Linked DNA regions of Mus musculus: region 1 is linked to region 2. A link is a contact called in ENCODE POLR2A ChIA-PET data. All regions are on one chromosome and are shown on one strand. Each heading gives the region's core, a stretch centred on a gene start or an enhancer-like site at or near the end of the contact. The rest is flanking DNA. Distances are from core to core; before and after follow the strand shown.

Evidence for each region. ChIA-PET counts read pairs that join two places held with the same protein, here RNA polymerase II (POLR2A).
Region 1: POLR2A ChIA-PET joins it to region 2 with 19 read pairs in embryonic stem cell. The contact joins the promoter of Kdm8 here to the promoter of Nsmce1 in region 2. POLR2A ChIA-PET finds 5 or more read pairs at or near these places in 4 of 5 experiments (Patski and embryonic stem cell).

Annotation. Positions count from the first base shown.
Region 1 is chr7:125,440,178-125,446,014 of GRCm38, forward strand. Kdm8 (lysine (K)-specific demethylase 8) reads left to right here and starts at 4,443. Exons shown (of 8, transcript NM_029842.5): 1 at 4,443-4,615.
Region 2 is chr7:125,487,448-125,493,315 of GRCm38, forward strand. It overlaps Nsmce1 (NSE1 homolog, SMC5-SMC6 complex component), which reads right to left and starts at 3,996. Exons shown (of 8, transcript NM_026330.4): 1 at 3,966-3,996.

The DNA of each region.
Region 1 (5,837 bases), core at 3,193-5,692, 47 kb before region 2:
TCTCAGGGTTCACAGTGTGATCAATTATCCTATAACAACTTCTTCCATGTGAATCCTGAGACTCAAACCTAGGGCATCAGGCTTGAAGGCAGGCGCTCTTACCAGCCCAGCCTTCTCATCAACCTGACCTTCTTCTAAGTTGATCTTTCTTAGGTATTTTATTGTTGTAATGTAACTATTTGAGCTTTTTCTATGTCTGCCCCAGTTCTCAAATAATGACAGGAAGGCTTAATTTTACTTACAGAGTTTATAGCCTTAGGTTCTGCTCGCTCCCAAACTAGTTCTTAATTTATGCTAACTCATTTACTCTATTCTGTCTACCACATGGCCAGTTAGTTTCCTCTCCTCAGTTTCCTAAGTGTAACTTCCTCCAAGTCTGGGTGGGGAAATCTTCCCACACCTCACTCTTTCCCAGAGTTCCACTCTTTATGCCAGTTGTCCCACCTTCTGGTCTACCTTCTGCTAAAGACCATAGGCTTCTTATTTTGACCAATCAGAAGGTATCTTAGCCAGGCATAGACGGACAAAGACACAGCTTCAGGGTACAAAAACATCACTCCAACATTGTTCTTGTAGAAATTTTTAATCCCAGTCCGAGGTTTCTACCTCACCTTGATCATTTAGTTCCCAGATAAAAGACACACGACTTTTATTATTTACAATAAGCCTTAAACAGCACAAGAGCTGGGCAGATATCTCTCTACCCTCTGTGCCATTAGAATCTACTTTCCTGTAGATAACCCCACGTTATTACTTACAATGTTTCATCTGGGCTGCTCTTAACTCCAATTGGCCAACCCTCAGGGCCACATTTTCATGAACTCACCTAACCATGGCAGCTTCTCCTCCCCCCTTCACCTTCTTCCCTTCCTCTCCGACCCTAGCTATTGGCTGTTGGTATCTTCATTTACCAAGTTATCAGAAATAACTTGGGGGCAGGATTACATAGAGTCACTTGGGTCTACAGATAGCCTCCAAGACTTAGGGGACTTGCACTCAACCCACTATATATTGTAACATAAATTCAACAGTAAATTTAGCCTTCTTAACACCTGCTCCCTTGCTCTAAGCAGGAGTCCCACAATTCCTTCATGTGGACCTATCCAGCCTTGCTGTCAGTTAAGCATATCCGTATGTGCAGTCTCAGCCAGTCACCGCACCATAACCACTGTGATGTGTGTCACTTTTGTCAAAGCAATTTCTTCTCAAAGTGTTTTTGCTAGAACTCTTGGGAAACAGGTCCTCTATTTTCCCTTGAAATGCTGAGCAAACAGAAGCACCAGGGCCACCATAGAGGAATATGCCTGGAAACAGTCTGTTCAGAGGCAAGTAGACTTTATGGGAGTAGCTGAGATATGACTACACCATTTAAACATAGGTCCAGTCTTACCAGATGCCAAACAACCCCCAGGGGTTTCTGCCATGGTTCATAAAAATTTACTTTCTGACTTGTGTTTGTTCTTGTTTGTGGTGCTGGGGATGGAATGCAGGCCCTTATGCTCACTAAGAAAAATATTGTCTCATGAGCGTTCCCAGGCCTACTTGGAATGCCCAGCTGTCTTTTCTTGGAGATATTATGTTCATTCCATGGAGGAGGAAGATGACAGTAAAGCCCTCAGCCAGCCTAGCCCTGTGTCTGAGCTTTTACTGTTGGTCTTACATCCAAAGCCACTTCTGTTTGGACATCCTAACATCTTTGTGCCTTGCTGAGGTTACTACTGTAGGCTCACTCACCAGCTCTTTGCTGAGACAGTGATGTAACTGGAACAAGAACACAGCATAATAAGTGACCATCACACACAAGGCAAGAGACAAAAACCGGAAGGTCTCCACTCTCCTCTTTGAGCAACTGAAGTGCATTAAACATCTCTCCCGCAGTCACACTAAATGTTGTTTTTGAGTTTAGAGTCTTGTTTGTGTATTTAAAATAAATTTCATAATTAAGCCACAAATGTTCCCAGAGCACTTGGAGATATTTAAATTATAGGCTTCAGATCTAATGGAGAAAAATCACAAATATGGGCACAAATGATTCCTTTTGTTTGCTTGGTGCCTTTCATGGCTCTCAAATGGGTCTGCCAGCTTAATGGCCACTTCCAAAGCCACTAGGATCAGAGCGGGTGGTGGCAAGGAGATGACAGGAGGCAAAACCCCTACAGTGATGAAAAATTACACTTCTTTTAAGGAAACATTTCCTTTGTGCCTATAACTCATAATAACAGGCTGGTTTTGAATACACAAACAAAGCTGGGGGCGGTAGTTCAGTGGGAGAGTGTGTTAATATGTGTAAGGCCCTGGGTTCTATCCCCAGCACTAAACAAAAGACACAGATAAGCAAGCTGACAAAGCAGTGTTTGTCTCTCTGGCTGGCAGCACTCCAGGCCACAGACTGCTGCCTAAATCCCATCCCCGAACACTGTGCAAGAGGGTTTTTGTAACTGCAGTTTCTGGGTTCAAGTCTCCTTTGGCAATTGCTACGGGATCTGTTTGGACAACTCAGAAACTAACGTCCACCCTACCACAGTATCTCTGTAGCAAACTCTCTTCCACTGTCACATAAAGATCAAATTCTGACTTAGTAAAGAGAGCTTTAAATATATATATATATATATTCGAAAAGAGAAAAAAAAAAAGACCATAGCTTATCATTGTAGTAGAGAGCTTGTGGTCAGAAAGTCTGCAAGTGCCCTGAAGACTAAACAAGAAGAGCTGACAGAGAAGGGGCTGGGGGAAAGGACATATGGAAGTCAGAGGTCAATGGTGGGTATCTTCCCAAATTGCTCTCCATCTCATTTTCAGACAATGTTGATAAGCCACCACCACTGAAATGAGACAACTTAAGCCAGATTAGATTGTATTAAAGGCAGGTTTATTGGAAAAACTGTTCTTGGGTGGGCAAGCTCACTGGCCCCAAGTCCAGGGAAGTTGAGCCATGGGTAGTGGGCGGGGGGTTGTTACAGGGAGGGGAAGAGTGAAGGGAGGGAGGGAGAAAGAGAGAAAGGGGCCCCACACACAGAGTGAAGAGAGAGACCAAAATGTCTGGATTATATAGGGAAGAAGAGCTTCTGGGGGGAAGGGCAGTCCAGCCCCCACGCTAGAAAGTTCAGGGTTGGGAGCAGGGTATGCCAGGTAGGGACTGAGGGATTCTGGGAGAACCTGGAGGCCAGGTCTGCTTTGGTGTGTAAAATATGCACCCGAGTCCCTTGTCCTGGGGTTCAAAACCAAACAAGCATCTCTCACTGAACCTTGATCTCACTGACTCTGCTGGGCTGACAGGACAGAAACCCTGGGGACCCTCCTGTCTCTGCCTCCCCAGTTCTGGAACTGCAGGTGCTTGCCCCTGCACTTGACTTTTTACTGAGAATTTACAGCCAGGCCCTCACACTTGCAAAGCAAGCACTTAAACGACTGCTCATCTTCCCAGTTAGAGCTTTTCTTTCACAGGAAAGAAATCCAAAGCTAGAAAATTCAGGAAATAAAATAGAAGGGTGGCCTGCTAATATAGCAGGTCAGAGCTACTACACCCCGGGTGTCAGCCTGTGCACAGCTGCATGGGGACCAACATGCAGGCACCTAATTTGGCTGTCCAGCATTTTGTTGATAAGTGGGGACAAGTAGTTCGATTAATCACTTATTAAACCAAGCATGAGTTAGGTGTGGTGGCGCATGCCTTCAATCCCAGCACTCTGGAGGCAGAGGCAGACGGATTTCTGAGTTCGAGGCCAGCCTGGTCTATAAAGTGAGTTCCAAGACAGCCTGGGCTATACAGAGAAACCCTGTCTCACACACACACACACACACACACACACACACCCTAAAAACAAACAAACAAACAAACAAAAGACCAAGCATGGAACTTTGGAATGCTGGCCTGTCACAGAGAATGAAGGGATATCCTGGAGTTCTGTCTAAGTCCTATTGGAAGGATGTTTTCCTTGCAGAGACAGGCTGTGTGGAGTGGTGTGGCAGCAACCGATTCAGTGTTCCTGAGAAAACGAAAACTGAGGAGTGCCACATCCCGACTCAATCCCTGCTGACCAGTAGAAGTCACACTCCAAATCCAAGGCTAGCAGATCGCTGCAGGGAATCGTTTGCTGCTGCTGCTCCAGGCACCTCTGGAGTCAACCGGGAGAGAATGCTCGAAACTCAAAACTCGAACTGACTGCCACACCACTCCACATAGTCTGTCTCTGCAAAGAAACCATAGGCCAACTCACGGAAACCAGTCCTGCAAGCAGTACTTGTGGGCTCAAATTATATACGTGACTTCTAAAATCATGTGGCTATTTTTCTTCCACCTCGGCTTCCTACTCTGTAAAATAGGGAGAACTCATTATCTGAGTTGGAAGGATTGGGTAGTCGCAAGTGACAAACTGCTCTGCAAGGTATGACCCGGAAAAGAAAGCTCAAGCCTCCCAAGTCTTTGAACCGGAGGAGGGCGGGGCCTGGCATCGATTGCTCCGCGTTCCTCTAGGCACCCGTCGCGATCAGCCGAGTCAGAAGTGATCGATGCTCTCGGTGTAGTCGGTGATAAAGCCAGCCGAAGAATCTTCGCCCGGACGGAACCAGTCGTCGCCAGCAACGAGAGACACAAACAAGTCCAAGCGCCAGAGAGGTTAGTTGGAGCTCCAGGCAGCTGCAGTTGCTTAGACTTGCAGCCTGGCCGTGAAGGACGGATTGCGCAGGCGCCATGCTAAAGCCCGGCGCGGGCGAGCCGGGACGGTTTCACGCAGGCGCCTTGGGAGGCCTGGGAGCTGCTTGAAAAGCCGCGTGCGTAGTAGCTATCTGCTCCCCACAAACAGTTGAAGGAGCTGCTAGGGATGTCAAATAGCGCATGCGTGCAACTGTCGTGCCCTTCCCTTTTAGGCTTCGGTTAGTGGTTCAAGTGTGAGGATAGGTTTAGTGGCGAGACCGGCCCACATAACCACGCCTGCGCCGTCTGTCCGGAAGGCATGGCTGCGGCCACTGCTACCTGTTTCCAATCTCCATCCTCGAACCCGTTCGCCCAAGTCCGCCTGTCCCCCGTAAGCGGACAGAGGTCCACAGCAACAACCAAAGACTTCCTGGGAGTCGGGGCGTCTTCTCTTAGGCCACTTAGCCAGCCCTCCAATCCAGACTGTCCAGAAGGGCGTGAGCAGCCGGGTACTTTGAGAGAAGGACTGCACGTGCTTTCCCTAGACTGTTGTTCATGCTAAGGCATCCAGCATCCCGCTTAGCAACCAAAACCGGTTTCTGTAATGCATCCCCAAAAAGTGCACTTAGGAAGCGAGGCTTGATTCCGTTCGGCCCCGTTTTTGGCTCCTTTGGTTTTGGTGTGAGCAGCTTAGTTCACTTAGGAAGCCCAGATAGAACCACACAGATTAGATCCTGCACCCTTTGGGTGACATCCTTTCGCAAAAAGCGTCGTTTTGTACACCAACAAATGGGCCTTTATTTAAAGACCTTTTAGAATTAAGGCTACAGAGAAACGTTTTGTGCAACCCGCACCTGGCCATTACTTGAAAGCAGTGCCTTTTGCCTGACACGTGAATGTAGAATACCAGAAGGCCACCTTGCAAGCAAAGACACAGCCCCTACCAACTTCAAAAGCAAAGCAATGGCCGGCAAGATGTCTTTAAGGCCTATTAACTGTTGCACTGTGGGAGAGAAACTTATACTGGAACATATGAGGCCATTGAGGCTGGTACATGTGGCCTGTGTTTGGGTGATTGTGGGTGTCATTTTACCAACAATAACCCCCGGTTTTGTTTGTCTAGGCTCTTAAATTTATAGTCTCCTGGTTTAGGTGGTGAATTCCACAGTTAGGCCATCTATACCTGACTATTGGAAGCCTATTT
Region 2 (5,868 bases), core at 2,746-5,245:
AAGAAAAACTCTGCAGAGGATATCCAGAAAAGCATCCGGGATCTTGGAGGCTAGGCTGACCACGTGACCAGAGGTCCAAGAGTATGCTTTGGAGTGACTGACAGCCTCTGTTTCCCAATCCCTAAAAATTAGCTTTCTGAAGATGAGAAGAGGAAAGCAGATCTTTGGGTGTTTTTGTTTGTTTGTTTGTTTTTTGTTTTTTGTTTTTGTTTTTTTGAGAAAGAGTCACACTATATAGTCCGGGTTGGCTTAAAACTCACCATGAAGACTAGACTAGCCTCAAACTCATAGAAATAAATACTCCTGTCTCTGCCTGCCTCTGTTTCCTGAGCATGCTGAGATGAAAGGCATGAACTACCTACCATGCCTGTCTCAGATGTTTCTTTTTTTAAATTTTAGTTCTGTCTTCCAAGATTGCCAGCTCAATGAATAAGCATGGCTTAAGGATTCAATTTCTGCCTCTGCGTGACAGGCAACATGAATTCTGGCTCCACAATTAGATTAATGATAATAATGAAGAGAAAGAGCTCAGTAGCAGAGAGCTTACCTAGAATGCACCAGGCCCTAGGTTCAACCCTGGGATAAGGGAGGGAGAAAAGGAGAGGGGAAGAGAAAAGAAAGAAGAAACCCAATTTAAGGATTAAAAAACAATCTATCCTGCAAACTGAGCTAGTGTGGTTTTATTAATGAGTCAAAATGTACTTTATGGTTTTTTTTAAAAAAAGGATTAGCAGAAATAAAGATCATCACAAAGTGGCAAACGGTCACACAAGCGCGCACACACAACTTCTTCAAATGTTTAGGCCTTTATGAGGAGGTCTCACAAACATTCATGTTAGTTTATCAGGGTTGCAGCACACATAAATCCACTGTGGGGTGGGGAAGCTTGCAGCCCTCTGGATCACGAGATGAAAACACGGGAAATGCTAAGTGCATAGGACACTAAGAACACAGGGAGAGGTGATCAGCAGGACAGCAAAAGCTGAAGGGGAGGGTCAGGTCTGCCCTGCTGGCTGCAGAACAGGACTCAAGGCAGCCAGAGCCAGGCTACAGGCTGGACTGACTATGAGACAATGAAGTCAGAAGCCAATATCCAAGAGGTGAGTAAGGCAAGCCCATTTGCTCAAATTTAAGGAATGCAGTTATAAAGAATCCCTTCTAGCCGGGTCTGGTGTGCAGGGCCTCATGAACCCAGCCCGAGGAAGGGTTGAAGCAGGGGAGAAGGAAAGAAAGGACGAGCCATAAGTCATCCATCGGTTCCAGGATTGGCATCCGTCAATCAATGCAGCGGAAGTCAGAAGAAAGGGGGGAAAGCAAGTATTGAGTCAGTACACACAGAAAACATGTTGATAACGTGATCACGTTACATGTAACCAAGATCTAGAGTAGGAAAGGATGTCCTTAGAAGACACAAAAGCCACAAAGGACAAAGCATAAAAGAACACAGTACTGGCTGACTTCATTATAGAACCTCACCAAAAATACCAAAGGAGGGGAAGGAAGGGGAGGAGGCAACATGCTGGAAGGTGTTTAAAATACACTAACCACAGAGCCTTCTTCAGAACGCACAAAGAACCCCTGTGGATCAAGAAGAAGAGAAAAATAAAGAGAAGAGCGGATGTGGAAGCAGCATGAGAGGTGATGGCTAAACAAAACACATTAAAAGCTGGTCTACATGTGATCACACAAGAGAATCAAAGACACACTGACATGGTCACAATAACACATACCAGCATTCCCAGGACTCAAAAGGCTTTGGCAGGAGAAAGAATGAGTCTGAAGTCAGTCTGGACTCTGTACAGAGTGAGTTGCAGGCCAGTGTGGGCTATAGAAAGACTCTTGCTCAGGGGTTAAGAGCATGTTAAGAACTACCTGTTAAGTTCAGCTCGGGGGATCCAAGGTCTCCGAGGGCTTCACACACATACCCATACTCAGACACACATATCCATGCATAAAATAAATCTGGGAGAGAGAACACAGAAGAAGGGAAGGGGAGAGGAGCGGAGAGAAAGTGAAGAATCTTCAGCAGGTAACAGTGGTGGACTCCCTGGCCTGTGACTTTCATCCTCTTCTGGGGGAAACAGATTCCAGCAAACTTGCATGACCCCAGAAACATATTATGTACATTCCTTACAAAAGTGTCCACACTGGCCCCAGGAGATGTGTCCATAGAAACATCATGTAATGGAAGTCTGGCAATACTATAAATGCCTTATCAACCAAGTAACAGTCATATAAAGGGATTCAAATCACACCGTGGAATCCAGGACAGTGACAAAGAAAGCAAGGCTGCTCACATCCACATGGGTACTGCTCAGAACACACTGCATGCAAGCTGGGCACTGTGGCTGCCTTTCATCCCAGCACCCTGAGGCAGAGGCAAGTAGATCTGAGTTCAAGGGTAGCCTGGTCTCCATTGCCAGTTCCAGGTCAGCCAGGGAAAGAGAAACTGTCACAAAACAAACCACAAACACACAAAACCACACCATATGCAAAAAGCAAATCACACATTCACAAGGATGCCAAACACAGAAAGAACTGTACACAGCGATCATGGCAGGGCCATAGCAACTCAGTGAGGCCTATCAACAGCAAGGAAAACAGAATTCAGAGTAGTGGGAAACTTTGTAGAGGAGATTCAATGGGGGGCTGGGGGTATGGAATAATACGTTTCTTAATCTGGTGGTGCTACACCTGAGGTGTTCATTTTATCTTCATAAGTATGTTACAAAACAAAAATACTTAAAGACAACTTAAATATTAATTAGAGAAGAGTGGTACAGAAAAAGTTCAAATGGTGTGATGTGGGGAAAGGGGTCAGAAAATGGGTGTGGAACCGATCACAGGAGCCATGCTTGTTTGTGGCTAGGATGGCAACTATCTGCAATGAGGGACTCTGCAGAGAGGATTAACCATAGATAGGTGCAGCCCACTCAAAGGACTTTAAAACCAAGGCGTTTACAGAATAAGCAATGCTTGGGTACAGCATGGGTGGCCTGTGCTAGGCAGTGTTAATCCGCTGATGGCACAGCCTGGTTTGAAACGCACCAGAACCTCATGAGGAACAGTGTTCCCCAGGAGGGAGCTGGGGCTACAAAGGTACACAAGTGATGGCGATAGTGACGGACAGTACTGCAAAAGCAGTTTCTTTTAAGGCACTGCCAGTCCCAACCGTGGTTGCTGGGCAGTGGTGGTGTACACCTTTAATCTCATCACATGGGAGATAGAGGCAGGCAGATCTGAGTTCAAGGCCAACCTAATTTACAGAGTGAATTCCAGGACAACCACGGCAATAAAGAGAAAACCTGTCTAGAAAACATAACCACAGATGATTAGATAGATTGCTTAGATAGGTAGGTAGATGATAGGCAGACAGACAGAACAAACCATGATCTAGGTTCCTTCTCTAGACTTCTCCAGTCTTGGTCTGGGTTAGAGGTGTTATTTATGGTTATCAGTACGAAATGCAACAAAACACAGAGCACAGGAATCCTATACTTTTCCAAAATCGGACAAACGGATGATTCTGAACACATTTAGCCTCAGGCTTTCAAATGCTGGCTCCACAAACAAAACAAAAAGGGGGGGGGGGAGTGGGGAGGCGGGGCACGCAAGGGGAGGGTGTGGTCGTTTTGAACAGAAGGGTACAAGTGGCTGTCACCAAACAGTGTCAGTGACAAGGCACACTTTCTCCGCCTGACCCATCAGGCGATCGGGAGTCAGGAGCTACAGGAGTTCCAGGTCAGCCTAGGCTACATGGTGAGAGCATGTCTCGAAAAGACAATTTTTTAAAATTTAAATTAACAAATAAACAACTTATGTTGTTATAGAGCTGTTCCAACCCCTGCCTTTTGCGGGCTTCAATATCTCGTCAGCGCCAAAGCCCGCGCCGACCCCATGGTCGATCCCGTTGCCCACAGATGCCCGCTCTGGTCCCCGCAGCACCCCAAAGCCTTCATACGTACCGCAAACCAGCGAGATCACGCCGGAAGCCATATCGGAGCCCGCCTCCAGGGCGGAGAGATCGCCAGACTGGAGCTCCTACTGGTGGGCTACGCGCATTCTCCCGCTCACCAGCGGAGTACTTCCGTTTTCCCCGCCCGCTCTGTTGCTATGGCGCCTTGGCACCTGTGAGCCGCCTTCTGAGCTACGCGGTTTCCCGCGCGGTTTTCGTACTTCCCGGAACGGCTTCCGCCGCCCCCGCCTCTCGCTCGCTGGAGGAGAACCCACGGCGGGACGATCCACGGCCCACGGCCTGTGTCGTAGTAAAACTACTGCAGGCTTTAGACTGGAGACGAAGAATGGCTTTTGTTTTCCTGTGGCCTGAGCTAGAAACTTGGCTCTGCCGCTACTGGTTGAGCGGTGACCTTTCATGGAGCTACTAAGTGGAGTTAAAACAGCCGGTTCTGGGGTCCGCGAGCGTAATCTGTAAAGTGCTTGCTGCCCAGGCAAAGAGAGACCTTGTATCAAAAAACAAAGTGGAGGCCTTCCGAGGAACCACATCTTGCGTAGACCTCTGGCACACACACACAGAGGAAAAAGCATAAGAGACGATCTCACACACACACACACACCAGTCCTGAATACGAGATTTAAAAGAACTAATTGTTCCTATGCAGCACACACACACAGAGGAAAAAGCATAAGAGACGATCACACACACACACAGAGGAAAAAGCATAAGAGACGATCACACACACACACCAGTCCTGAATAAGAGATTTAAAAGAACTAATTGTTCCTATGCAGGTGACCCCTCTGGCCTGCTCTCAGGGACCTAGCGGCTGCTTAAGTCTTCACCCAGGTGCGTGTTGTGGAGAAAAGGCCTCCACCCCAGCCATCCTAGGACTCTCTTCTCTGTCGCTCTGCCTTCTGTTTCTCTTTTGCTAGGCTCTTTTTCTCCGGGTCTCATGGCGACTTCTTTGGCCTCGTTCTCTGAGACCGTTGAAACTGCCCGAGAGTTGCTCCCGGTAAACCTGCTTTTATATTTTTAATTCAGCATGATCTGGCTTATTACGTCAGCGGAGACATTTACTACCTGGGGCAGAAACTTTTTACTAATGTGCAGGGAAAACTAGGACGGCCGCCGAGAAGTGTGGTGTGGTACTGCCTTAGCCACTCTCATCTAAGAATTGTGAGGCCTGATGAAATTGCCACAAGGGTAACTTCAAAGAAATCACTTCTGCCTGCTCAAGGCTTTTCCTTTCCGAGAATTCCAGATGCACGTCTCAGAGCTGGAAATGCAGCCTCGCCCAGGAAAAGTGACTAATTATACAACCGTACGAAGTGCACAGTCCAATCTCTGAAAACATACATGGCCTCTCACCACCCCTGGAGTCTTGGACAGCTTCTTATCTTCTGGAGAGCTCTTCAACTGAGTAGGGAGACTAACAATACAGAGGTCATTAAAAGCTTCATCTCTGGAGGTGGAAGGCCAAGGTCAAATCCTGGTTCTTGAACCCAAACTCTCTCATCTCTAGGACAAAGCACTCCGCCAGCCCTAGCCTTATCCTGGCCATTTATAAAGAACCATAGTATCAAACTGAGGACAGGGTTATGAAGATGAACTGTGAGCCACTGGGGGTGGGGTGAATAATAAATTCTTGGTAACTGAACTATCAATGACAAAAAACTTTGTATAAACTCTGAAAACAGCCCTCATGGGAAGCTCGAACAGTTGGTTTGCCCTGAAGTCTTAAAAAGCCTTTCAAACCATTGTCAGTATTCAAAGTCAAGGGGATGTCTCAGTGGGTGAAGACACTTGCCACGCAAGCCTGAACTGAGAGACGCAGTCGTTTCTTTCCTTACAGACAGGTTTAGAAGCTGAAAGCCCACTTTCCCTAATGCTCCCAGCTCCTGAAAAGCCTT